Regions from separate parts of the Homo sapiens genome. Here all the other regions are linked to region 3. A link is a contact called in ENCODE Hi-C data. All regions are on one chromosome and are shown on one strand. Each heading gives the region's core, a stretch centred on a gene start or an enhancer-like site at or near the end of the contact. The rest is flanking DNA. Distances are from core to core; before and after follow the strand shown. Region 1 has its middle 5.9 kb from the start of HSD17B10. Region 2 holds the start of NBDY (negative regulator of P-body association). Region 3 holds the start of VCF2 (VCP nuclear cofactor family member 2). Region 4 holds the start of SPIN3 (spindlin family member 3). Region 5 holds the start of UBQLN2 (ubiquilin 2).

What was found. A loop is a pair of places that touch in the nucleus more often than their neighbours do. Pooled maps may share reads with other maps.
Region 1: a pooled map shows a loop between it and region 3 (4-fold over the local background). The contact joins the enhancer-like site here to the promoter of VCF2 in region 3. A Hi-C loop is called at or near these places in 6 of 50 pooled maps.
Region 2: a loop to region 3 is called in a map of naive thymus-derived CD4-positive, alpha-beta T cell, with 17 times the contacts of the local background. The contact joins the promoter of NBDY here to the promoter of VCF2 in region 3. A Hi-C loop is called at or near these places in 1 of 168 maps with a recorded cell type or tissue (naive thymus-derived CD4-positive, alpha-beta T cell), 8 of 37 single-sample maps with no recorded cell type and 13 of 50 pooled maps.
Region 4: a map of chondrocyte shows a loop between it and region 3 (8-fold over the local background). The contact joins the promoter of SPIN3 here to the promoter of VCF2 in region 3. A Hi-C loop is called at or near these places in 1 of 168 maps with a recorded cell type or tissue (chondrocyte), 2 of 37 single-sample maps with no recorded cell type and 5 of 50 pooled maps.
Region 5: a map of heart left ventricle shows a loop between it and region 3 (9-fold over the local background). The contact joins the promoter of UBQLN2 here to the promoter of VCF2 in region 3. A Hi-C loop is called at or near these places in 4 of 168 maps with a recorded cell type or tissue (CD8-positive, alpha-beta T cell, heart left ventricle and naive thymus-derived CD4-positive, alpha-beta T cell), 6 of 37 single-sample maps with no recorded cell type and 20 of 50 pooled maps.

What each region holds. Positions count from the first base shown.
Region 1 is chrX:53,437,725-53,442,801 of GRCh38, forward strand. No RefSeq gene overlaps it. Among named protein-coding and RNA genes, the nearest start is that of HSD17B10, 5.9 kb to the left of the region's middle. Within about 2 kb of position 3,252, at least 25 of the 41 ENCODE cell types and tissues checked have a DNase peak (open chromatin) inside an H3K27ac peak, as active enhancers do.
Region 2 is chrX:56,727,818-56,732,960 of GRCh38, forward strand. NBDY (negative regulator of P-body association) reads left to right here and starts at 1,426. Exons shown (of 3, transcript NM_001348129.2): 1 at 1,426-1,772; 2 at 4,246-4,382. The coding sequence starts at 1,537. The coding sequence ends at 1,743. RefSeq lists an enhancer at 1,467-1,546.
Region 3 is chrX:55,158,352-55,163,374 of GRCh38, forward strand. VCF2 (VCP nuclear cofactor family member 2) reads right to left here and starts at 2,834. Exons shown (of 3, transcript NM_001166701.4): 1 at 2,786-2,834; 2 at 778-877. The coding sequence starts at 2,805. RefSeq lists enhancers at 2,497-2,796, 2,622-3,122, 3,123-3,623.
Region 4 is chrX:56,992,793-56,997,722 of GRCh38, forward strand. SPIN3 (spindlin family member 3) reads right to left here and starts at 2,749. Exons shown (of 2, transcript NM_001010862.3): 1 at 2,424-2,749; 2 at 1-2,157. The coding sequence starts at 2,155. The coding sequence ends at 1,379. RefSeq lists an enhancer at 2,681-2,780.
Region 5 is chrX:56,559,343-56,564,876 of GRCh38, forward strand. It overlaps UBQLN2 (ubiquilin 2), which reads left to right and starts at 4,285. Exons shown (of 1, transcript NM_013444.4): 1 at 4,285-5,534. The coding sequence starts at 4,532. RefSeq lists enhancers at 3,988-4,615, 5,012-5,211, 5,222-5,281.

The sequences.
Region 1 (5,077 bases), core at 2,002-4,501, 1.7 Mb before region 3:
CAGCCCCTCCCACTTTCTTGGGGATTTCTGCTACTGAGCATCCTCTCTCTTGATTGCACGCACCTCTGTCTCAAAACCATTAGAAAATAGGGAATAGGGGCTGAGTGCAGTGGTTCACGCCTGTAATCCTAACATTTTGGGAGGCTGAAGCAGCAGGATGTCTTGAGCCCAGGAGTTTGAGACCAGCCTGGGCAACATAGCAAGACCCTGTCTCCACACACACAAAAAAATAGGGAATAAAGTGATGTCAACCTTTACACGCACATACTCAACAGTTTGGATGCATGTCTCATGGGAACCTGAGGGCCAGAGGTGCGCAAAGGGGCCCAGCAAGGACACCAAAACAAGCAACACGCAGCATTGTGTCAAATTAGCCCTGCCAGGAAACAGAGAAGAATAAAGGTGGTCTTTACTCCTGGGTGGTCTTCACTCCTGGGAGATAAAAACCACAAGATAACCCATTTAACTCTTGTGGGCACCTGCAGTTACCTCTGCAAAGACAGAGCTGCACTGGTTCCAGCTGGCTCTGAGGTGACATTGACAAATATAAAGAATCCCAATTATATCATCATCTATGTGAGGGGAAAAGAAGAACCCCAAGTGATGATTATACAGAGCCTGTCATTTCTGAGTGAGCTGGGGCACAATCTGAATGATTGGTTTAAACGCTGAAGGACTGCAGGGGACATGAAAATTACTGTGGCGAGCGTTTGAGAGGATGCTGAGGACGCATGTTGGCTGAGTGTTTGCCACTTGAATAAATGGGGCTGATGTCTGAATGAACCTGAAGGATGACAGCCTCAGGTTATGGTGACTTTACCGTTGCCTAAATCAACTGTAATTTTTCAGGCTTTGTGTAATCAGACCTTTCTGGCTGCATTTGACATATTCATCACTTGCTCTTCCTAGAAACTCCCACTTGGCTTCCAGGAAGCCTGACTCTCCTGGTTTCTTGTACTCCCCTGATTGTTCTTTTGTCTCTTCCCTGGGTTCTTTTTCTTCTGCCCCCTCTCTGGGGAGCTTATCCATCTCCTGGTTTCAATACTCCCTCTCTGCTGAGGACTTCCCAGTCTCTACTTTGAGCTCATCTTCTCCACTGAACTTCAGAATCATATAGCAAATAATTTGCTGGCCCTCTACACCAGATGCCCTAAATTAAACTCAATCATTGCCCCCTAAAACTGCTGTATCTCAATTGGTTGCAGTACTAACTTCCCAGACACCCAAGCCAGATCCTGGGACTCACGCCCTCTTCACCCCATCTAAGCAACTGCCAAGTCCTGCTGATTTAACTCCTACATACTTTTTGGATCTGGCACCTCCTCCCACCTACTTTCCTATTATCACCATCCAAAATCTCTTGCCTGTACAATTGCAACTGGTCAGACTCCACTATTGTTGCTCTTAAAAGGATCATCCAAGAAACCAGCAGAAGCCTCTTCCTAAAACCCAATTTTTATTGTTACCCACTTGCTTTCAAACCCCTTCAGTGCCCCCTCTTCACTTTTTTTTTTTTTTGGAGGGAATCTTGCTCTGTCGCCCAGGCTGGAGTGCAGTGGCACAATCTCGGCTTACTGCAGCCTCCACCTCCCAGGTTCAAGCCATTCTCATGCCTCAGCCTCCCGAGTAGCTGGGACTACAGGCGCCCACCACCACACCCGGCTAATTTTTGTATTTTTAGTAGAGACAGGGTTTCACCATGTTGGCCAGGCTGGTTTCGAACTCATGACCTCAGGTGATCTGCCCACCTCGGCCTCCCAAAGTGCTGAGATTACAGGCGTGAGCCACCGCGCCCGGCCCCCACCTCCTCACTTTTAAGGCTTTCCATAATCCGATGGCTGCTGGCTAACTTCGGCCTCTATAACACGACACTTTCCAGTAACAACACACTACTTGATACCCCCACAGTAGTGTTGCCAGATGAGGTATAGGATGCTCAGTAATTCAATTTGAATTTCAGATAAAGATGAATTTTTTTTTTTTGAGACAGAATCTTGCTCCGTCACTCAGGCTGGAGTGCAGTGGCACGATCTCAGCTCACTGCAACCTCTGCCTCCTGGATTCAAGCAATTCTCCTGCCTCAGCCTCCCTAGTAGCTGGGACTACAGGCGCCCACCACCACCCTCGGCTAATTTTTGTATTTTTAGTAGAGACGAGGTTTCATCATGTTGGTCAGGCTGGTCTCGAACTCCTGACCTCAGATGATCCACCCACCTCGACCTCCCAAAGTACTAGGTGTGAGTCACTGTGCCCGGCCGAATAATTTTTTCATATAAGTAACCCCATGCAATCTTTGGGACATGCTTATATTGTAAAACTATTTGTTATTTATCTGAAATTCAGACTTGTGGGCACCCTGTATTTTTATTTGCTAAATGTGGCAACCCTACCCCACAGATAACCCCCAGGATGGTGCGATGCCCTTTCTGAGGGTCCCACAGCTCTGAACCAACACTTACCCACCTGAGAGACTGAGGATCTATTCTGATCTCTGTATTCTTGCTACGCAACACAGAGAGCCTGGCATAGAACAGATGGCAGTGTTTGCTAAGTGAATGAATGCATATGTGTGACATAGCAATAAACCTGTATCTTCCGGTGGAATCAGTAAGTGTTGTGATCAGTATACGGTGTCAGTTCCGCTTATATCCACCTTCCTTTCACAGTCTTGGAAAAATCACCTCATGGTTTACACATCCCCCCCAGCAGGTGAGCTAGAAAGCCAGGAGTCATCTGTAGACTTAGGGAAGCCATTATAGGACCAGTTGGGTTTTCTGTTTTTTATTCAGAGTTGGGAGGAACGGGAGGGAGACGACCATCTTCTGGCGATATGAAAGTCGAGAAAGGCAAACAGGAGGGGAGCAAGAGAGGAAAAGAAGAGGATGTGAAAAGCCCGAAGGAAGGCAGGAGAGCAAGCAGGTAGGAATAAAGGCGAGGAAGCGGGAGCCAGCTGGCACCACAGCGAGGAGTGACAGCCGCCGGCAGCAGGGGCCGGGAGCTGGGAGGAGGGAGGCTCAGGCAAGCCGCGCTGAGCCTTTCTTCTCCTTCCCGGACTCCTCACCACCCATCCTGCTAACCAAGGGCCTCCACCTTGCTCGTCGTCAGAGGCAGACAGCCAGGACTTGGCCCTCTTGGGCTTCCTAGCTCTCCAGCCCGGGAGTTAGACTAGTTTTCCAACTCCCCCGGCCCCAAATCGGGAGGACAATAATGCCTTCCGCTCCGCGCCCGCCAAGGTCGAGTTAGGAAAGACTTGGAACAGAATTAAACGGCTTTGGGGAAGATGAGTCAGCCGGGCGGGGCTGCAGCTGCCAGTGAAACCCCTGCCAGTGTGATTGGGCAACAACCAGAAGTAGGGGGCCCGCGGGGTGGTGGTGCCATCTCTTAAAGGCAGTTTATGTAATAAGTCTTGATCGCGCACCCACTAAAGGGGCGGCTTTGGGGTCAGCCTCAATTTCCTCCACTGTGAAGTGGGAATATGAATACTTGACTTATCCGAAACGAATCATGTCTGCAAGGTGCCTGGGCTATAAAAAGCGGTCAGTCAGTAGTCAGGGTCGTGCTTAGTGCAGTGCCCTCCACCCTAGGCCACTTTCGCCATGTGAGACTGTCCCAAAGGCGGGGATGTGGGGTGCAGTGGGGAGCCCCTGATCGGGCACGGGCAGAAGACAAGTTCTTTTTTTTCTGCCACTTCCAGGTGAGGAAGAAAAGACGCCTGCTCCGGAACCAAGGGTTGGGTGGCGATGTACTGGCCTCACCCGCTTTAAGCAAAGTCACCTTAGATTTACCATGTTTGCTATTCACTCATTCATTTTCTTTATTAGAGGGACTGCTGATTAAACGGAAGGACTTACACTAAGACTCCAGTACGAGGCTGTACTATAGACCTGACCGAGTGAGCATGAGAAGACGAGACCCGGCAGAAGGAGGGCGACAGCGGGCACCGAGATCCACAGGTCCAGAGTCTAGTCGCCACCCACACCCTGTCTTTTGGGAGCGGTGCGCGCCATCTGCGCATGCGCTCCCCATCCCTGCCAGGTCCCCGGCGGGGTCAGCCGGCTGGCTGGTGGAGGTGCTACCCGCGCATGCGTGTCCTGCTCACAAGGCGCTCCCAGTGCGGTTGGAGTGTCTCCAGTGGAGCTGGCAGTTGGGAGGACGGAGGCCCGGCCCATAGCGGGTGGCTGTTAGGAGGTATGGATAAAGGACCTGTGTATCTTGGTGCCCGCTGTCGCCCTCCTTCTCCCGAGGTCTCGTCTTCTCACACTCACTCGGTGTGTGACAGCGACAGGTCACAGAGGGCGGTAAAGTGCGGCGCCCTTGGGGCGGTTTCGTCTGGCGCGGAGTAGAGGTGGCCGGCAGTTGTGGTTGCTCCTTTCACCTGGACTCACCTGTGTGGTCCCCTGGCAGGGACTAAAAACCAGAAGACGGAGGGGAGTGAATGTGTTTGACTCGGAGGAAACCCCTCTTGAGCCTGCCCTCACATCCTTACAAGGGACCCAGTCTGAGGTCCAGTCGTCCCCAAACCATCTACTCCCCCACCACCCCCTTCCCTGACTAAAGGCTAAATTTGGGCGGTAACCACGCCCTACCCTATCCCCTTGGAGTCCTTCAGTCAGCTCCAAAGGCCCACCCCACATTCTGGGGGCCTCTGAGTCAAAAAGGAGGGTCCATTGGGCAGGGTGGAGTTGAGGAACCTGCTGTGGAGATGTCTCTGGCCTGGGGAAACCACTGCTTCCTCATCTGCCACTGAGACTGAGGAAGACCCGCAGATGGGCCTTGGCAAGCACCCAGAAGAATAACTCCAGACCACCATTCAGGAAGTTAAGACAGTGGGAGATTGGGTTAATGACCTTGACCCCAGACCCCTGTAAGCAAAGGAAAGGGAGCCTCTGGCTGCTCCTTCTGCAGATGGTAGGTTGAGGCTTCAGGGACCTTAAAACCTAATGGTTCTTATGAATGAGAAACATTCATACCCAGTAGTACTGTTTAACTCACATACCATGTCTCAGGATCTGTTGTGAGCATATTAACTCTTATTTACTTATTTATTTATTTATTTATTATTTTATTTTATTTTTTT
Region 2 (5,143 bases), core at 176-2,675, 1.6 Mb after region 3:
GCCTTTGCAGCAGACTTCTTTTCTTCTATCTGTCTCTAATTACTCAATATTCTGTTTTTAGCTCAATTATTTTTCCTTTAGATTTTCTCTTGGGGATATAATCCATTCCCTTGTCTTTAACTATCACCTCTATGTTGCTGTCTCCCACATCAGTATGTCTAGTTCCAACTACTCTTCTAGCTCTAAAATATTGCCTCTCTCAATGCCTCCCTCACATCTTTTCATTAAGCTACAGCTACATCTGACTTTTCTGTCTTTATTAGTAGCATTTGGCACAAAACCACGGGGTCATTTATTTCCCAAATATTTACTGAGTACCTAATTTGTGTAAAGGGCTGTGCTGGTTACTTGGAGGAAGGTAGAAGGGTGGAGATAAGAGATAGTTATAGTAGTAAATGCTTTACATGTATTATCCCTGGTTATGGAAACACCTTTGCAAGGAAAAAATTATGGCCTAGAAACCAAAGTTCCAAGAATTTAAATAATTACTCAAAGAGCTCAGAGCTTGTAAACAGCAGAGTTTAACAGGCACTTCTACTCTGGCATTAAGGACTAAGCTCTCTCCATTTAAAAAAACAAAAAACAAACAAAAAGCACTGAGAACAAAGCTGAAGAAGTGTGATCTAGTTTGTCCATAGCTAAAGGGAGATGGATGTGTAGGCTATTTTAATAATGAAGGTCTAAGAAGTTCCAGAAGCCTTTTCTTCTGAGACACGTGGTACTTTCTTCTGGTTACCATAAATCATAGAATATAACATATCATCACTAGTAAGATGGGTCATTATTTTCCATACCTACAAGAAAGAAAAAAAAAAGCTGCCAACTAAAGTATAGTGTACCATCAATTGTTAGGTCGCAGAGATTTCCTAGATATTCAAATTTGGGGAAAAACATAATAAGCCTTCAAAAATTACAAATTTGCTTAAAAAATAAAGAAAAAATGATCTTAGATTCTATGACATACGGTGAATTCATTTTCCACATTCAATTTCCATGGTTTGTGCTAGTGTGCTATTCTGCACTCTAGTCAACTTACATGTTTGCATATTGCTTTTTAAATGTTTGTAGCTAGTTTCACAGCTCTGTGATGTGCATCTGCAGCTGGCTTGTAAAGCTCTTCAATAATTTATTTGGTTACCGCCCACCCCCGCGTCCCTCCCACACATATAAGCCATTCAGAGTTTACCACTTAAAGGTAAACTTGAATTTCTTCTCATCTTAAAATTGCATAAATTATATTAAATTCTCAATAAATTTATTTACATTTAGTGGGGGTGGGGCGCGATGGAAAAACACTATATTAAATAACGACATCGGTTTTTAACACCCATCCTAATAGAAACATTAAAATAGAATGGGGTAGGGAGGAGGGGTGGAGGCGGAGAAGGGATGTACGTCTCAGGATACAGGAAATACGGTAAGAGCGAAACAGGAGGAAGCCAGCTCTGTGCCTGGAGGGGACTCGCCGCCATCTCAGGTCTCTTGGCTTTGCCAGGGCCCACCGGAGAAAACTGACGACCCGTTTCTGTAATCCTTATGGGAGACCAACCTTGTGCCTCCGGGAGATCCACTCTCCCACCTGGAAACGCACGGGAAGCCAAGCCTCCAAAAAAGCGCTGCCTCCTCGCTCCGCGTTGGGATTATCCGGAAGGAACTCCCAACGGAGGTAGTACCACTCTACCCTCCGCACCTCCTCCTGCATCAGCCGGCCTGAAGTCGCACCCTCCTCCTCCGGAGAAGTAGAGAAATAAATTTCTCCCACCCTAAACCAGGTCAGATTCTTTCTCATCTAGGACATCTAGGCTCTTTGAAACTTATTTATGCATTCTCACAAATTTCCTTCCCCTTTTCCCTGTTCTTTCCATGATTTCAAAATAGAAAAAATAACATGCAGGGATTAAGCAGCTCTTTCACAAAATATGCTTGAATGAAATGATGGATATTTAACGACATTAAATAATTATTTGTAATATTTTAGATGAAATAATTGTAGTTATATTTTCTAAGAAATAGACTTGAATCTTTTGATTTGCTTGAAAGTAAGTCATTGGTGCCAAGGTGGAGGGAAAGTGTAATAAAAATGCTCATGAGTTGATAATTTAAAGCTGGGTGATGTATATGTAGGGATTTATTATATTATTCTCTCTACTTTTGCGTGCATTGGAAAATTTTTTTGTTAAAAAAAAAAAGGCTGGTTCAAGGCCAATAAAAAGCATCTGTTGAAGGCCAGCCTTCAGAAGTGTATGTCTTTCTCTGTGTAAGGCAGGAGAGTTGAATTTTTTTTTTTAAAGCTACAATGTGATAGTCAAATCCAAGTGCCATAATGTTTGCTTGTTCAAGGTATTCAGGAAGGGTGGAGGATGGACCAAGTCACTGCCTGGTAGTAATCATGAGCCATCAAAAAGGAGGAGTAGGGGGGCGGACGCGGTGGCTCACGCCTATTATCCTAGCACTTTGGGATGCCGAGGTGAGCAGATCAGGTCAGGAGTTCGAGACCAGCGTGGCCAACACGGTGAAACCCCGTCTCTACTAAAGTTACAAAAATTAGCCAGGCGTGATGGTGGACGCCTGTAATCTCAGCAACTCGGGAGGCTAAGGCAGGACAATCATTTGAACCTGGAAGGCAGAGGTTGCAGTGAGCCGAGATCGCGCCATTGCTCTCCAGCCTGGGCGACAATAGCAAAAAACTACGTCTCAAAAAAAAAAAAAAAAAAAAAAAAAAAAAAAAAGGAAGGAGGAACTTTGGGTGGGCCTTAAAGGTTGAGTGACATCTGCCATGTGGAGGGGCAGGGAATGCTTTTCAGGCCGAGGGTTTCCAGAGAAAAGGCAGAATTCTTCTGGAAACAGCTTGGCTATAATTTTGAATCTACAAGAAGGACTAGGAGGTGAAGATAAAGTGCTTCAGGGCCTTAAATGTTATGCTGAGCATATACTTCATTCCAATATCCATCAAGTGCTACTATTTGTATTTTAAGATTCCTATTCTTACTATCAGAAAAGGAATCTCTGATATTTAGATGAACTTTATAGAATGCAAATTATAAAACTGAATCTGACCCAAGTTTTATAGATCCTTTTAATTCAAAGGAGAGAAGCATCTTTTCTTCATTCGTGCAGTAAACCTTTATGAAGCCCTTGCAATGGGTAGGAATTATTCTGAGAGCTGTAGGGGATGGATGGCCAAGGCATAGTGCCTAGTACATAATAGGAGTGAAACAGATATTTCAATAAATAAATCAATGAATGATGGGACAACTTTGGCGACCAAAAAAGTTTTAGACATTGGGTTTGGTGGTAATGCATAGAAAAAAAAAAATAGAAATCTATTTTACTTGAAAGCATCTCCCTGTCATTCCATACAGTTTTACTTCTCACATGTTTACCTCTATTCAAAGGGGTAGTGGAGTGGAAGGTTGCAGGGAGTAGGGAGAAAATTGCTCAGATAGAAAACAAAAGAGCAGCCGGGCGCAGTGGCTCACGCCTGTAATCCCAGCACTTTGTGCCGCTGAGGTGGGCAGATCACCTAAGGTCAGGAGTTCGAGACCAGCCTGGCCAATATGGCGAAACCCCATCTCTACTAAAAGTAAAAAAAAAAAAAAAAAAAATAGCCGGTCATGGTGTTGTGTGCCTATAATCCCAGCTACTCGGGACGCTGAATTAGGAGAATCGCTTGAATCCAGGAGGCAGAGATTGCAGTGAGCCGAGATCATGCCACTGCACTCCAGCCTGGGCGACAGACCGGGACTCGGTGTAAAAAATAAATAAATAAATAATTTTAAAAAATAAAAAGGAAAAAGAAAAGAAAACAAAAGAACAAAACAATAAGTGCAGTAGCTACATAATTTCCCCTCCAAGTGATTCAAATCACTGATAATTGTAATAATAGCCAATATTTACTGAAGATTTATGTGCCAATTTTCTAAAGGGCTTTGCATGTTATAATTTATTTAATCACAACTCTACTAGAGAAGTTTGTATAGACCAAGGGAAGTTGTATGACTTGCCACAAGTTACACAGCAAGAAGTAGCTGAGCTGAGCTTTGAACCCAGAACACCTGATTCCAGAGTTTATGCTCTAAACTTCTATATAATACATCCCTTCTAATACTATGTATACAACTGTTTTATAGGAATAAATCATTGAAATAGAGGTATGGGAAGGATAATGATTTGAGGAGACCAAGGGACAAAGAGATGGACAAAAACAGAAAAAATGATGCCACAATATTTTTTACTATTTTTCAGTCTTTGAGTGATTGCAGTATGACTCCATTTCCCTGGTGCATTCATATAATAGTTCACCTGGTGAAAACAATGAAGATTATTTACAATGCTACCCTGCTTTTTCTGGTGTCCTGAACCTGGAAGTTGTGCTTTTTAAGGTAATCTCTTTACCAAAAATTATTAAGAGGAGGAAGAGAAAAAAAAGAGTTGGTTTTGACACATTAAAAAGTAGCCAAACAAAACTCAAAAAGATAGCAGCAAATGATAAAATTGAAACTATATTCTACATTATATGAAAACATATTCATAATAATAGTGTAATCTGAAGAAATGTTTTGTTAGATTCACTTGTACTTATAGTTTCTATTATTACTGTGAAATATATCATCTTTTTAACTACATTTTCTAATTGTTTCTAGTAAATGGGAACATGATTGATATTTTTGTATATTTATTTTATATGCTGGAGCCTTCTTAAATTCTGTTTATTCTAATAATGTATAGATTTTCTTGGATTATCTGTTAATTAATTATATTTTGAATAATGACAGTTTCTTTACAATATTTCTTTACCTTATATTACTGTGCTAGCTAGGATCTTCAGTACAAAGAGGAACAACAGCATTGGTAGAGGATTTCCTTATTTTGTTCCTAAATTCTACAAAAGTTTCACCTTTTTTAGTAGATTGTCTTTCTCAAGTTAAGGAACTTTCTTAATGTTCCTAGTTTGCTGAGAGGTTTTATTACAAATATTATGAAGTTTTTTCCCGTCTATATGTACTGCCACTTTCATATCCTTTCTTCACCATTAATATCACAGTGTGACCATGTGATAAATTACAATAATCAATTTTCTAATGTATTTCTTGCTTTTGCTTTCATCGAGCCTCGTCATTGGATATTTGGTTCCTATTTTAAT
Region 3 (5,023 bases), core at 1,584-4,083:
TAAAATTCAAGCTCCTTAGAATGGTGGTTACTAGAGGTTTAGAAGAGAGGAAGGGGGGATGAAAAGAAGTTGGCTAAGGGGTATAAAATACAGTTAGATAGAAGGAATAAGTTATAGAATTCAACAGTACAGTAGGAAAATTACAGTTAACAATAATTTATTGTATATTTCAAAATAGAAGAGAAGATTTATAAGTTCCCAACACAAAGAAAAGATGTATGTTTGAGGTGATGGGTAGCCCAATTACCCTGATTTGGTCATTACACATTATATACAGGTATCAAAATATCACATGTACCCCCAAAATATGTACAACTATTCTATATCAATAAAAAATTAAAAACTTCAAACTCTTTTTCCAGCACCATTAAAGTTTTGCAAAAATCATGAGACTGCCCCAAATTTTTCACTTTTTTTCACTGAGAAAGCAAGACTTGCCTTCCAGCTAATAACATATCACTATGTACTAGAAAATATGTTTTCCATATAAAAAGAAGGGAAGTAAGACTACTATTCCCTGCTCATATGAGGGGACAAAATTACAGGGGCTAATTCCTCCTGATTATGTTTAGCAAAGTTTTTCTGTGCTTCTTTTCCATTTTCTGTGAGATACTATATCATAATTTAAAGCTCCAGCTCAAAAGCCACTGTAATCAAGCAAGAAAACTTTTATGAAGGTTTCTTGGAATAATACATTTCTTTTCATTATGGAGCACAAATTGGATAATTTAGTGTAGGCAATGAATGAAATAGAGGCAATCTGACCATACTTGCTACCTCTGTATCTTGAGAATCCTGAAAGATAGGGTTTCTCTTATTCCTTTTGGGCTGGGTGGAATGATGGTTGCCCTCTTTACTGCCATTTCTTCTTCTTTTCCTGAAAATAAATTGTAAAGAGAGAGTTGTTACATGAAACAACTGATCTTTTGGATGCTTAAATTGTAAAGCCGTGACAACATACATATATGAGAACTTGTCTGAAAAAATGTCACTATCTGCTATCCCAAGATATAAAAGTCATATAAGTACTCCATTACCAGGCATGAAGATAAAAAAATGTAATACAAGAACTCTAAGTAAAGCCAAGCTGTGCATTTCATTTCTAGAAATAATTTTCATAACCTTAAATGATCCTTGAAAATAAAGAATATGAGGAATTTAATAGCTAAGTTTTCAAAATCTACCTAATTAGTTTCATTGTTTTGACTCCATGAAGTTACAATTCCAGGGTAAGTGATTTTTAACTCCTTCAATAAGATCGTAAGACATGTGTGTCTGCCAGTGTCTACTCTTAAGTTCTTATGCCAGTGGTGTAGCGACACTGAAGAGATATTTCTTGTATGCTGAATGTGGTTAGGCACTTACTGTTGCTATACCAGCTAATATTATGACATAGTTACTCCACTAGATTGTCACCATGAGATTGTGGCTGATTACTTCCTTGAAACATTCTTTTCTCAAAATTGTTTTCAATGATTGGTAAGATTACATCTTCAGTTTCAAGTTCCTTGTCAATAAGTAATCAGATTGCAGCGTTTGACATAGTTTTCACAGCACTCTATTATTAACCAGACATTTGCTTAGAGACTTACTTTTGAGTTTTTGGTACTCCTAAGAATGGCTGAGTTTACTCATTTTTATAATTTCATTACTCTTTAATCAATTCTCATCTCTAGGAGACTGAGTACTAGGAGACTCTAGGAGACTGAGTACTGAGTACAAAATGCCAAATAAAAAATCACGTAGAAAACTGCTCCTATATTACACTCCATTATGAAATGATTGATTATATATAAAGAAAAAATGACCGGGTGTAAATATTATTTTATTTCACAATGTTTATTGAGCATCCACTAAGTGCTAGGCACTCCTCCAGGTGCCAGGATAAAAGAGTGAAACAAACACATGCCACAGCTCTGCCTTCATTAGGGAGCATGGTGATGTTTGTCTTTGATCATGGTATTTTGAGTATTTGAGTATTTTGCGCTCAAGTTTTACTGAAACTTTCAACAGCTTACAATACGTTTGCATTGTTTTTAAAACAGAGTAATACTATGAAAATGATTTTTCAAAGTGTGAAGCTGAGTTTAAAAAGCGGAATGTTCATGAAACAATGTTAATCTCATTTTTTAAAATGCAACTTTACGAATGAAAAACATCTAAGGAAATTTATCACAGAATATGATTAATGGTCACGGCTGGGTGATCGGACTGTGGATAAGATTGGTTTCCTTTATTACGCTTTAACAGTCTAACCAAGTTTTCTACCATGAGATTCAGAGACGTTTGTAATGAAAGAATACATTGATAAAGGTCCATAGAACCCCAGTAACACGTGGAGAAAGATGACAAAACCAATCAGAGAAACAGAAATACCAGTTGCTAGGGTACCTAGCAGCCTCACCGAGGAAATGCCAATTTGAAAAACAGAATGCTATTGTCCACTGACTGAGTTTTCGCGAGGGACCACATCCCCACCTCACCCCCGCCTCCAGGGCTTGTAAGGCACTGACAACCAAAGAACCAGCATGTTCTTTCGGAGAAGGCTTCGCGGGATTTTTTTTCAAGCACGAAGGGCGGGGCACGAGGCAAGCAGGGCCGCGCCACCGGCCAACACTGTCACCTGCAGGTCATGAGAGCCGAGCGCCACCAACCCCGGAAGAAAATACATATCCGCTGCGTTTCCGCCCTGAGCCCCGAGATCTTGGCTGAGAAAGCAAAGCGTGATGACCGTGGGGACCAGAGCTCGGACTGGTACCGGCCGGAAAGGCCCCGACGAACTTACCGTACAGGGCAGCCTCCCATAGTCCTGCCCTCGGAACCATAGCAACCGCGCAGGAAGTTCCTGCGCCGCCGGAAAAACGCAGCCCGGAGGGCGGGGCTGGCCAAGGATTGACGGGCTCTGGGCCTGCGCATCGGAGCCCGGGGAGGTCGGCTCCTGTTTCCTCTGGGTCCGCCGCAGGCTCCCTTCCCTGCAGTTGGGAGCTGACGCCTGAGGGACGATCCGCTGAGGGTCAGGCTCTGCTGCGCGACTGCCCGAGCCGCCCCATGTTCGAGACCTGTGCCAATCCCATGGACATTCTCCTCCCACCCAGCCAGCCTCTGAACACGCTTCTCACGTGGCACACGCCCTGTCCTCGCAGCCCTCACACCGCTGATCCTCCTCGGCGACCTCAGCGCCCCCGGGGCTGACCAGGCCGTGGCCGGCGCCTCTCCGTCCTCGGGGGGGTCTCCTTCCCCCCACTTAAGTCTCTTCTGCCCGCGGTCATGCCCTGGGCCTCAGGAAAGACCGCGCCCCTCCACGATGTCCATTTCTTGCATCCCCCATTCTCATAACGGGCAGCACCCGATCGTGTCCTAACAGCTACCTCTTCCAGTGCCCCAGCATCCACAGCCTTTAGCCTCAAGGAGGCCTCCTCTCCACTAACCACAACCGCGTTCCTCACCATTCACCTTCCTTAGCCAGCTTACCCAAAGCTATTAACTCTCTCCTCCCTACTCTCCTGGCAGTCCCCCCGCCGCCAAGTAGACAAACAATGTACACCCTCCACAAGTGTACCTTCTCTGTCTAGTCTACTTACAAGATCCCTCCACAAGCACCAGCACCCAATTTTCTCATGATATTCACTGATATTCCCTTGAGAAAATAGAAGCAATCAGAGAAGAATTCACACCACTTCCCAACAGCAGTAGACCTGCACTTATAATCTTGGCTGCTTCCCTGGAGGAAGAGACAGGATCCTACTTGAGACCAGGCCCTTCACCTGGATCCTATGCCTTCCACCTTCTTAAGGGATCATCCTTTGCAGTTATGCTTTCTCCTGAATTATCATGTTCCTCTATCTGTATTTATTATCTAAAAAGTTGGCAAAGGGAGTGCTAGAGTTTAGGCTGATCCTGGTTCTTGCTGTTAAGTAGGTGATCTCACAGGGGGCTGCATTCCCTGAGGATGGAAGGGAAGATGTGGAAAGTGGCTGATTCAAGAACTAAAGATCATGCCATAAAGGAAGCCTAACCCAGCTAGGGGCTAGGTGACCCTGCAGCCGAGGCTGTGGAGTAGACAGCCCTGGACAGGGGACTTTTAGACTGCCATGTTTGTCGCTGCATTGTGCAATTTTAACAAGAATCCTGCTAAGTCAGTTTAGTTAGAATTTCCCATCATCAATATCTCAGTTAGGTTCCTCATCCCCCAGGTGATGTCTAGTCACCCTGGCCCACCTTCACCAACAATCCTGTTAGTTCAATTTAGCCACAATACCCCCTTACCCGTGGTGTTTCCTCTTAGTAATTTTCCGTCCATTGCTCCCCACCCTGCTCCTTGGCTATAAATTTCCACTTTTCGTTGTTGTATTTGGAGTGGAACCCAGTTTCTCTCCCTTCACTGCAAAACCCCATAGCAGTGGTCCCTACACCTATCTTGATGGTCCTGAATGAAGTCTGCCTTACCGTTCTTTAACAAATGCCATGAATAATTTTTTTTCCTTAACACCCTTCACTTGGATCCCATGCCCTTCCACATTCTCAAGGAACAAGCTTTTGTAATGATCATTCCTTTTACTTGAATCACCATGTTCTCCATGTCTATCGGATCATGCTATCGTCTACAAAGTGGGCAAATAGATGGTTAGAAATGAGGGATTTTGCTTTCAAGAGCTGATCTTGGTTATTGCTGTGTTGTAGGTGAGACCCCAAGGGGCTGCATTCTCTGAGGAAGGTGGAGGGGTTGGAGGGTATGGAAAGTGGCTGATTCAAGAGCCAGGGGTGCTACCATGGGGCAAGCTTAAGCCAGATAAGGACTAGGTTACCTTGCAGCTGAGGCTGTGGAGTGGACAACCCTGGCCAGGGGCTGAAGGGAGGATGAAGCCCAGATTCAGAGGGGTCTGCAGAAGCTAGCACACATGGGCTGAGGCTGAGTCAGCCAGGGAGTACCAGATTCTGACCAAGATGAGAGAGACAAAAATGCAAGTTACACCAGCCACAGACATACGTGAGCAAATCAGCATCACCAGCAGGATTTGGGAGA
Region 4 (4,930 bases), core at 1,499-3,998, 1.8 Mb after region 3:
TAACCTCCGCCAATGGCTCTTTAATAATGGAAAGCTCAAAGGCCCTTCCATTGTTTACTTTTCTGCCACAGTAGAACTCACCCTTATCTGCATATAAGTTTCTTAGGGCCAGCCAAGAAACAGGATAGTTAAAAATCCAAACACTAACAAAAATCTATTAGATTTCTATCTACCAATGCCAGCACTTAAAACATCATTAAGCCTACAGATTACCTACCACTGACTGTGTTCCAAGTCCTGCTGGGATACCATAATAGATGAGCCCACCAGTCCCTGCAAGGAAGTATAGCCTGCTTTCAGCCATTCTTGGTTCTCACAAGTGCCTTGCCCACCTCACATGCTGGGACTCTGAATTCAGTCTCCTAAGAATCAAATCTAAAACTTGAGTCTCTCTTAGCACAGCAAAGAAATCTGTATCTCAGTTTGATTCTAGGTTTCTCCTCTTTCATTTTGAGGTTCTGGACAGATCTGTCCAAACCCAGCCAAACCCAGCCTTTGCCTGTGACTGAGGGCTCTAGCTAGAGCCTGGCTTAATGCTCCTCTGGGCTGGCAAAGACCATTTGTGCTAAAGTCTGCCTGCACAGCTTCTATCAGTTAAAACCTACTCCATGTCTGCAGATACCAGCCAGAGCTATTGGAGACAAGAGAGACCCTAATGCCACTGATGACTAAAACCTTTCACTTAAGCTCCACCAGAAATCTTGATCTCTCCACTTGGAGTTTGGTCCCCAAATGCTTGTCTTCTTATCAGTTTTGCAAGGTTTCTCAGCCTATGGTTAGGTACTAAAATGCAAAGTAATTACCTTCTTAATTCTAAAACAGTTGAGCAATAGGTGAAAGAACCGGAAAGAGAGCAAAATTATTAGCCTTACTTTTAGTACAGTTAGAACTGAGAATGCAACTTGAACAAGAGACCAAAATGGGCTTCCCACTCTTTCCCAAGTTAGATTTTTGAAGCCACTTGGGGGAGATTTGAGATTGCAAAGACACTTACCCAGCCAGTCACATGGGATATCTCAGCAAGCTTCACACCTCAATGAGTGTAGAGTCCAAGTGCCAAAAAGAGTGAGGTGAGAGGTGTTCAGCTACCTTTAATCTATTAACACCACCCAAGATAAAAAAAAGTATGAGCCAATGGATGTCAGACTTTACCCTTCTCACTAATCAGTTAAATTGCGGAGAGGAACCAGTGAAAAGGTTGGACAGATGGGCAAAAGGTTTCTTCCAAAAACGTATGAGAGGGCAGAAGTTCCAATTTTTTTGCCAAGCAAAACGTGCAAAAAGGGAGAAGATGGTTCTTACAAACTGGAAAGCAATCAAGACTTTCTGTGTCTACAGATTTAGAGTCTCATATATTTGGCAAATTTCAAGATGACCTCTAAGATGTTTTTACCAAATCGTAGACATAGATATGGAAATCATCATCAAATTTGATGAAGTACACAGAGGGTTTTGCTTCTACCTGATGAATGACCATGCCAGTTCTCTTGGAGCCATCGTCTTTGGCGTATTCCACCTGTTTGCCTACCAGGCTGTCTATGACTTCTCCTGGCTCCCTCTCTGCCAGAGGAGAATCATTGGAATCTTGAAGGATGCGGAGGTCACCATCTTTATAATCATCTAAGAGCTGGTACATATATAATACAGGATCTTTCTCATAGGTAATGTAAAACCATGTGTTCATGACAGGTGCCTGAGCTAAGACCATCCCCCTCCATTCATTTTTGGAACCTTCCTCTGTCTCAAAAATATGTTCCACTGCTTTGCCAACCATTATTTCTGCCAAGTGTGTATCACTGATTCTAGATGATGCAACTCTATTAGGAAGGACTTCAAGTGATGACACTCTTTCATCTCTGTGAAGTTCCAATCCATAAACACAGTCAAATCCATCATATTTGATAAGATACAGAGAGGGATTTACAGGTACCTGATCCAGAACGGTTCCTTTCCACTGTGTTAGAGGTTCATCTCCATCTTTCCATCCGTGCTGAATTCTGCAGCCCACGATGTTCCCCCGAGGCTGGGAGGTGGGTCGGCTCCTATGCTTCTTGTGTGCAGCCTTCCTCTTTATCATGGTAACAGACACACTGCCGTGGCCAGCGCCCGTCCTGGACCGCTGCCCTGCAGCTGCCTTTCCAAACGGGGTCTTCATGCCTGCGAAGAGGAGCACAGTTGCCAGGTGGACCGAGAAAGGAAATTAACAAAATCAATGCATAACACGGAGAGCTTTTTCTCCTAATCAGCGCACCCAGTAAACCCACACCTGTTTTTCCCGAAAGCTAGATAGCAAAGCTGGAAATCAAGGCACCCTGGCTGAGTGCCTGCAGTAACCTTCCTCCCCAGCTCAGTCTGGCTAAGATCTGCGGTTCGGTGAAATACGAAGCGTTTCCCCATTCCCCTCGCCCTGCTTCCAACACTACCCGGCCAGGAGGCGCAGATTCCCCACCGTCCCGGATTGCGGGCCTCAAGTGCACAAATCGGACACCTCGCCGTTGCCTCCGCAGTGAGCCTATGGAGGAGGAAAATCAGCGGGCGAGCAGCCCGGTGCTTGCAAAAGCTGGGAGAGGATGATCCATAGGCAATGAGTGTCTCTAAGAGGGCGGCGGGGCAGGCGAAGATGACCGTGGCGGCGTCCCTTGCTCTTGGCTCCTGCGTCCTCCGCCTTCCTGGTGGCGGCGGCGGTGGCGGTGGCCGCAGCCCCTCTCCCACATCGGACTCCCACTAGTCGCTGCTGCGCCGCAGTCTCCTCCTTCTTTTTCTAGCGCAGCTTCCGGTCAGTAGAGAGGCCTCCCCTTCCTGCCAAACACCGCGTGGCGCCCCTCCCCCACCAACCTGTACCACAGCCCTGGGCGTGGAAGGTGCTCCTAGGCTCTCGGTCTCGCAGCTTCCTCCAAATCAGAAGCTGTGGAGCCCACAACCACCTCTCTCTCACTGCATTGGTTTACCTCTTCTGGTTTAGCACGCGCCCCTCCCCTCACCTAACCTCAACCCTCTGCGCCCCTGCCCCTTCTGCTTTCCACCTTTCAGGAATTAGCCCTTTCCTTTCCCCTCCCTCCCCGCGTCCCCCCACCCTCCATTGAAGGGGATTTGTGGTAGGACAAGAGAAATGCGCTACTGCTCAGTGTTCAGGCTGCCATCTTGACCCAATCTACGTAATTTTTACTGACTTGTCATTCCCAGACTTAACTTCTTGAGGATTTCTTTTCTTTTCCCCTGATTGCAAAAGAATTGCATGCACAATATTGACACTGTAAAATTCAGAAAATTGACATGAAGAGAAAATAATTAACTAAGCCGGCCTCCCATTTTCCAGGGCTCACAGTGAAATATTAACACTATTTCCTTTTCCTTTTTTCTAAGCTCTTACAAAGCTTGGATAATTTTGAATATGCACTTTCATGTCCTGCTCATTTCCATGTAGAATAAACATTTGCTCAATTTTTTAGATATTTTCTGAGAACATGTTTTGTAGTAGCTTCATAAAATTAAGCATTAGGATTTTTCATAATTTTGCCGTTGCCTCCTATCTTCAGACGTTTAATTGTTAAATACCTATAAATTGTGCTTGCGCATGAATTATTCTGTTCACTTGAACAGAATAACCTAGACACTAAACTTAGAACAATTGCTATAATTAAAACAGGAATTTGTGAGATCATAAATCTGTGGAGAAAGACATTTTAGAAGTGATTCAATCAGTTTTATCGTTACAGCCATCCTAGTGGGTATGAAGTGGTACCTAATTGTGGTTTTAATTTGCATTTCTCTAATGACTAATGAGGATGAGCATCTTTTTGTGTGCTTGTTGGACATTTGTGTATCTTTGGAGAAATGTCTATTTCAAGTGCTTTGTTCATTTTTTAAATGAATTGTTTGTAGCAGGGCTGTTAATTGTTCTTTTTAAATTCTGGATGAGAGAACCTTATCAGATATATGATATGAAAATATTTTATCCCGTTTTGTGGGGTGTCTTCACTTTCTTGATAGTATTTTTGATGCACAAAAGCTTAAAACTTGGTTGTGCGTTTGGAGTCACACCTAAATAAACACTGCCAAATCCAAGTTCATGAAAATGTACCCCTATATTTTCTTGTAAAATTTTGTTTGTTTTTAGCTCTTATATTTATGTCTTTGACCCATTTTGAGTTAATTATTATGTATGGTGTGATGAAGGGGACCAAATTCATTGTTTTGCACATGGATATCCAGTTGTCTCAGCACCTTCTGTTGAAGAGACAATTCTTAGCCTTTTTAATTGTCTTGGCATACTTGTTGAAAATCAATTTAGTACAGATGTATAGGCTTATATCTGGACTCTTAATTCTATTTCATAGAATTTTATGCAAAAACCACGTTTTTAATTTATCTTTATGCAAGAACCACATTTATTTTTTGATTACTGTAACTGTGCAGTATGTTTGAAATCAGTAAGTGTGATTTCTCTGAAAATATTATTAAGATTGTATTGGCTACTCATGCTCCTTTTTTTTTTTTTTTTTTTTTTTTTTTTTTGAGACAGAGTCTTGCTCTGTCGCCCAGGCTAGAGTGCAGTGGCACAATCTCGGCTCACTGCAACCTCCACCTCCCGGGTTCAAGCGATTCTCCTGTCTCACCATCCTGAGTATCTGGGGTTACAGGCATGTACCACCATGCTCAGCTAATTTCATAGTTCCTTTCAATTTCATATGAATTTTAGGATTGTCTTTTCCTTTTCTGAACAAAAGGACTGTTGGGATTTTGATAAGGGTTGCACTGACTCTGCAGATAAACTTGGGAAGTATTGTTATCTCAACAATATTGTCTTACAATCCATGAACACAGAGTTTCCAGAGGGCATAATTTCCCACAAACAGAGTTTCCTATGAACACTGGGTATCTTGCAATTTATTTAGATCTTCTTTAAATTATTTCAGCAATGTTTTATAGT
Region 5 (5,534 bases), core at 3,035-5,534, 1.4 Mb after region 3:
ATTGACTATGTCTAGATTGGATATTATATTGGTCTTTTAAATTTTATAGACAAAAAGTATTTCACAGTTACTTTAATTTGTATTTTTTTATTTAAAGGAGATAACATATTTTTTCTTCCTTTTCTCCCTTTCTTCCTTCTTTCCTTTTTCTTTTCATTCTGACTTTTTTTTTCTTTTGTAAGATACTGGTTAACATCCTTTGCCTATTTTTCCCTTGGAGCGTTCATTTTTTAAAAATTTGTAAGAAGTGTCTGTATGTCATGGATAGATCTCATGCGTTATATATGTTGCAATTTTTTTGTTTGTCTTTAACTGCTTAATTTTTATTACATTGTTGATATATAGTTTAAAATTCTTATTTAATGAAATCTATTAATTTTTTCCATCCATGATTTTTCTTTGTCATTTTCATCAGGTTACCATCATGCCTAGCTTATGTAAATATTTGCCCTAATATATTTCTGCAAATTTTATGATTTCATTTTTTAATCTAGAATTTATTTTGATATTTAACTTAAAAGTTCATTGATGGCACTCTTTCCACCTTTTCAAAACTGTTATGAGGTTGTTATTTTTCTCATTCCTGTCACTGCAGTGGGATTTGGTAAAGAGAGAGGGTAAAAAACGTAAGCTCAGCAGCCACTATGAACAAGAAAGCTGATTTTTAAAATAACTAGTTATTTACTTTCTTGTAACCCAGGCTGGAGTGTGGTGGCATGATCAAGGCTTACTGTTCGGGGGTTATTATTTTTCTCATTTCTGTCACTTCAGTGGGATTTGGTAAAGAGAGAGGGTAAAAAACGTAAGCTCAGCAGCCACTACGAACAAGAAAGGTGATTTTTAGAATAACTAGTTATTTACTTTCTTGTAACCCAGGCTGAAGTGTGGTGGCATGATCAAGGCTTACTGCAACTTTCACCTCCCAGGCCCAAGCGATCCTCCCACCTCATCCTCCCATGTAGCTTGGATTATAGGCACTAGCCATCAAGCTCAGCTAGTTTAAAAAAAAAAAAATTGTAGAGATGGGGTCCCGCCATGTTACCCAGGCTGTTCTTGAACCTGGGCTCAAGGAATACGCCTGACTTGGCCTCCCAAAGTGTTGGGATTACAGGCATGAAACACTGCACCTGGCCTTGTTCATTTTCTTACATGTCTCTTACATGGTTTGTTAAGATCTTCTACTTCTGGAATATATTTTGGCCATATCTATCTTCCTAGAAATGTAGTCATCAGGGCTTTTTTTTTTTTTTTTTGTCATTAGCCAATCTTTTTACAACGTATTTCTTTTTTATTAAAAAAAAAATCTCCTTCATCTGTGACTAAATGTATTCACACAATACTAGTTCGTATATTTTTCTTGGTGCTTTCTTTGTTTCAGCTAATTAATGCTGTCCTTTTCCCTAATGAGGATACGTATGTTCTACTACTAAAATGTTAATTTTATTTCATTGTAACTTAAAACATTAAAAGTAATATATTTTGAAGTAAAATGTCAAAAAATCACAATCACATAATTTTTAAGGTAAAGAAAGATAATGCAAAGAAGTGTGTTTCTGGAAGGTTTCCTCAAGAGGGTGAGTATGGTTTTGCCCCTCTGATGTGTATTTTGGTGAGGGAATTGTCAGCCAAGACAATCGCCAATTAATAAAGATTTGTGTATTTGACTTGATTCTTCAAATACTTTCTTAGATTTACTTAACAAATTTTATTTTTTCTGTTTGTTAATTCATTAATATTTGCTTTTATCATTCTATAGCTGTCACCTCACTTCCCTCCTTTTATTTTCCGTTGCCTTCTTTATTCGAATGCCTACTTCCCTTATTTTCAATCTGTTGTTTGATATTTTAAGTCTTTGAATGTATAAATTTGACTCTGAGTTCATCCACATAGTACTTAATAAATGAAATAATATTAAACTGGACCTTGATACAAATGCAGCTTCCAGTGCACCACTTATTTCAGTAGGTTTGGCGTGGGGCCTAGAAACATGCATTCTTAACAATGTTCTCAGATCACACGTAGAAAAATCCTAGCATTAGTATTGCTGTATATGCTCTCATTATCATTATTTTTGTAAATTTATTCTAATAAGAACATTGCACTTTGCCCCAAAAGTATTCAGTTATGTTTTAATAATCAAATGGTTGGTTTTTTGTTCATACTTTGATTATTAATATCTAGCTTTATTCTATGGAAATTAAAGATTACCTATAATATTTTCATATTCTCACCACCCATAATTAACTATTGCTGATATTTTATCATATTTGCTTTCATTTTAAAGATAAAAAGCATTTTTACATATTTAAGTTCCCTTTACTCACTATCCTGTATCCTATTCCATTTCCTCTTCCTCATGGGTGCAAGTTTGGTATATTTCTAAAAGAATATTTCAAATATACATAAGAATGTATTAGAGTGCTGTTTGGCATGTATTAGGTTGGTGCAAAAGTAATTGCGGTTTTTGCTATTACTTTCAATGGCAAAAACCATTGTATAATAGTAACAATTCGTTACTTTCAATGGCAAAAACCGCAATTACTTTTGCATCAACCTAATACTAATTAATTTGGCTTTTTAGATCTATACATATTAACATATTTAAAGCTAGTCATCTTTTTACCTCTGTATTTTATTAATTATATTAATAAAATAGAGAGGTAAAATAATATTAATTCTTCCATTTCTCCATCGATGGATATAACATACCTGTATATATATATTTTTCTTATCTTCAGATTTATTAAAGTATTTGTGACCTAATGACTTTGAAATGCTGTTAAATGTTGAAAGCAGTGGTGCTTTGGTGGATGCTTGGTAGAGGGTGGGGGTTGGGGAAGAATTTTCTGTGTGGTTTAACCTAGAGTTAGAAATATATAGATAAATTTGAAATTATTTCTTCTATTTTTCAAGTTCTCTTTCTCAGCATTGCTACATCTTTATTGCTCTTACTTAATCTGTAATTAAATTAGGTAAATATGTCAATGTTTGCCACTACTATTATGTGCCTGTCAATTTCTACCCATACTCTTCCCCAAAATACCTTTCTGTAGTGCATACTTACAAAAATCATCAGAAAATTCAAAATCTTATGAAAATAGAAAATAAGAATTATTCATAATTTCAGCAAACAGTACTAACAGCCATTAACTTATTTGTGCATAGCCTTCCAGATTTTTTTACACATACGGTTTACATATACAACAAACTGTTCAAAAATTGCTTTTAAAATAAAAATATATTTATTGTATTTTTGATATTGGAACATATATTCTTATATAGTTTGTAACTGTACAGAAATATACAAAGGCATAATTGAAAATACTCTGTGATTTCCCTATAACTACAGTTTATTTCATGTATACCTTTAAAGACACTCTATATTTTCTTGTATGGTAATATGATAATGTGCTCAACTAATCTCATGTAAACAGATAGTTAATATATTTAAATAACATTTTAAAATGCTACAATGTATATACATTTTATACATAAATATTTTTGCATCCTCATCCGATTATTAGGCGAAGTGTCTAGGTTAGGCATTTCTAAATAAAGGTGGAAACATTCAAAATGCTGATATATATTTTCAAATTGCCCTATGGTTGTAACAATTCACACTTCAGCTAGCCTGAGAGGGCATTTTTTAGGGTCCCTGTCAACAAGAAGGTTTACCATTATTTTTTTCCCTGCCAATATGATAAGCCAAAAGTAGAATTTTATTGTTTTAACTTGATTTCTTTTTATTAGTAGTGAAATTAATCATCCTTTTTTAATGTCTATTGGCCATTTGCACTCCTTTTGTAAAATGCACGCTCCTGCTCTGTCTTCTTCCCTTCCCCTACTGGAGGTGTTCCTCTTTTCTTTTTGCTTTGTCAGAGTTCTTTATTATTCATTTTTCGTCTTATACGTGGGATCTGTTCGATTCAGGCTTTCACCCTTTTACTGCCTTACAGATTGCTAATATACATTCTCCATTGGTCTTTTAATGTCGTTTACAGAAGCTGACTCTCTACCGCCTCCTTCTCTCCGTCTCACCCTCTCTGCCTCGCCTGCTCTGTACTGTTCTGTTCTCTTCTCTCTCTCCCTTTGTTTCTCTCTCTCCCTTTTTTCTTTTCAGTGCAGAAGTTTTTAATTTTGACCGAGCCAAATCTATCAATCTAGGCCTGGCGCCGCGTCAGCAGAGGGGGCGGGGAGGCGAGCGCGGAACTGGGGGAGGGGAAGGGGCGGGGATCAGCAGGCGGAGCGGCTGCCAGAGTTGCTGGGAGTGCGCGCGGTCGGATCACAAGGCGGCGGCGGAGGAGGCCCAGAGACCGGAGCGCGGAGACCTCAGCCAGCGGCCTACGCCCAGGCCTTTCTCCACCGGAGGACCAGGGAACCGCAGTCTTCATCACAGAGGTACCGTGCTCCGCGCTCCCCGCCTGACCCGGCCCAGCCCGCTGCGGCGGTGCCTCCTTCCTTCCTCCTTCCCTCGCGCTCTCTCTTTCGCCCGCCCGCGCCTTCCCTGCCCGCCTGCGTCACCGCGGCCGCCATGGCTGAGAATGGCGAGAGCAGCGGCCCCCCGCGCCCCTCCCGCGGCCCTGCTGCGGCCCAAGGCTCGGCTGCTGCCCCGGCTGAGCCTAAAATCATCAAAGTCACGGTGAAGACTCCCAAAGAGAAAGAGGAGTTCGCGGTGCCCGAGAACAGCTCGGTTCAGCAGTTTAAGGAAGCGATTTCGAAACGCTTCAAATCCCAAACCGATCAGCTAGTGCTGATTTTTGCCGGAAAAATCTTAAAAGATCAAGATACCTTGATCCAGCATGGCATCCATGATGGGCTGACTGTTCACCTTGTCATCAAAAGCCAGAACCGACCTCAGGGCCAGTCCACGCAGCCTAGCAATGCCGCGGGAACTAACACTACCTCGGCGTCGACTCCCAGGAGTAACTCCACACCTATTTCCACAAATAGCAACCCGTTTGGGTTGGGGAGCCTGGGAGGACTTGCAGGCCTTAGCAGCCTGGGCTTGAGCTCGACCAACTTCTCTGAGCTCCAGAGCCAGATGCAGCAGCAGCTTATGGCCAGCCCTGAGATGATGATCCAAATAATGGAAAATCCCTTTGTTCAGAGCATGCTTTCGAATCCCGATCTGATGAGGCAGCTCATTATGGCTAATCCACAGATGCAGCAATTGATTCAGAGAAACCCAGAAATCAGTCACCTGCTCAACAACCCAGACATAATGAGGCAGACACTCGAAATTGCCAGGAATCCAGCCATGATGCAAGAGATGATGAGAAATCAAGACCTGGCTCTTAGCAATCTAGAAAGCATCCCAGGTGGCTATAATGCTTTACGGCGCATGTACACTGACATTCAAGAGCCGATGCTGAATGCCGCACAAGAGCAGTTTGGGGGTAATCCATTTGCCTCCGTGGGGAGTAGTTCCTCCTCTGGGGAAGGTACGCAGCCTTCCCGCACAGAAAATCGCGATCCACTACCCAATCCATGGGCACCACCGCCAGCTACCCAGAGTTCTGCAACTACCAGCACGA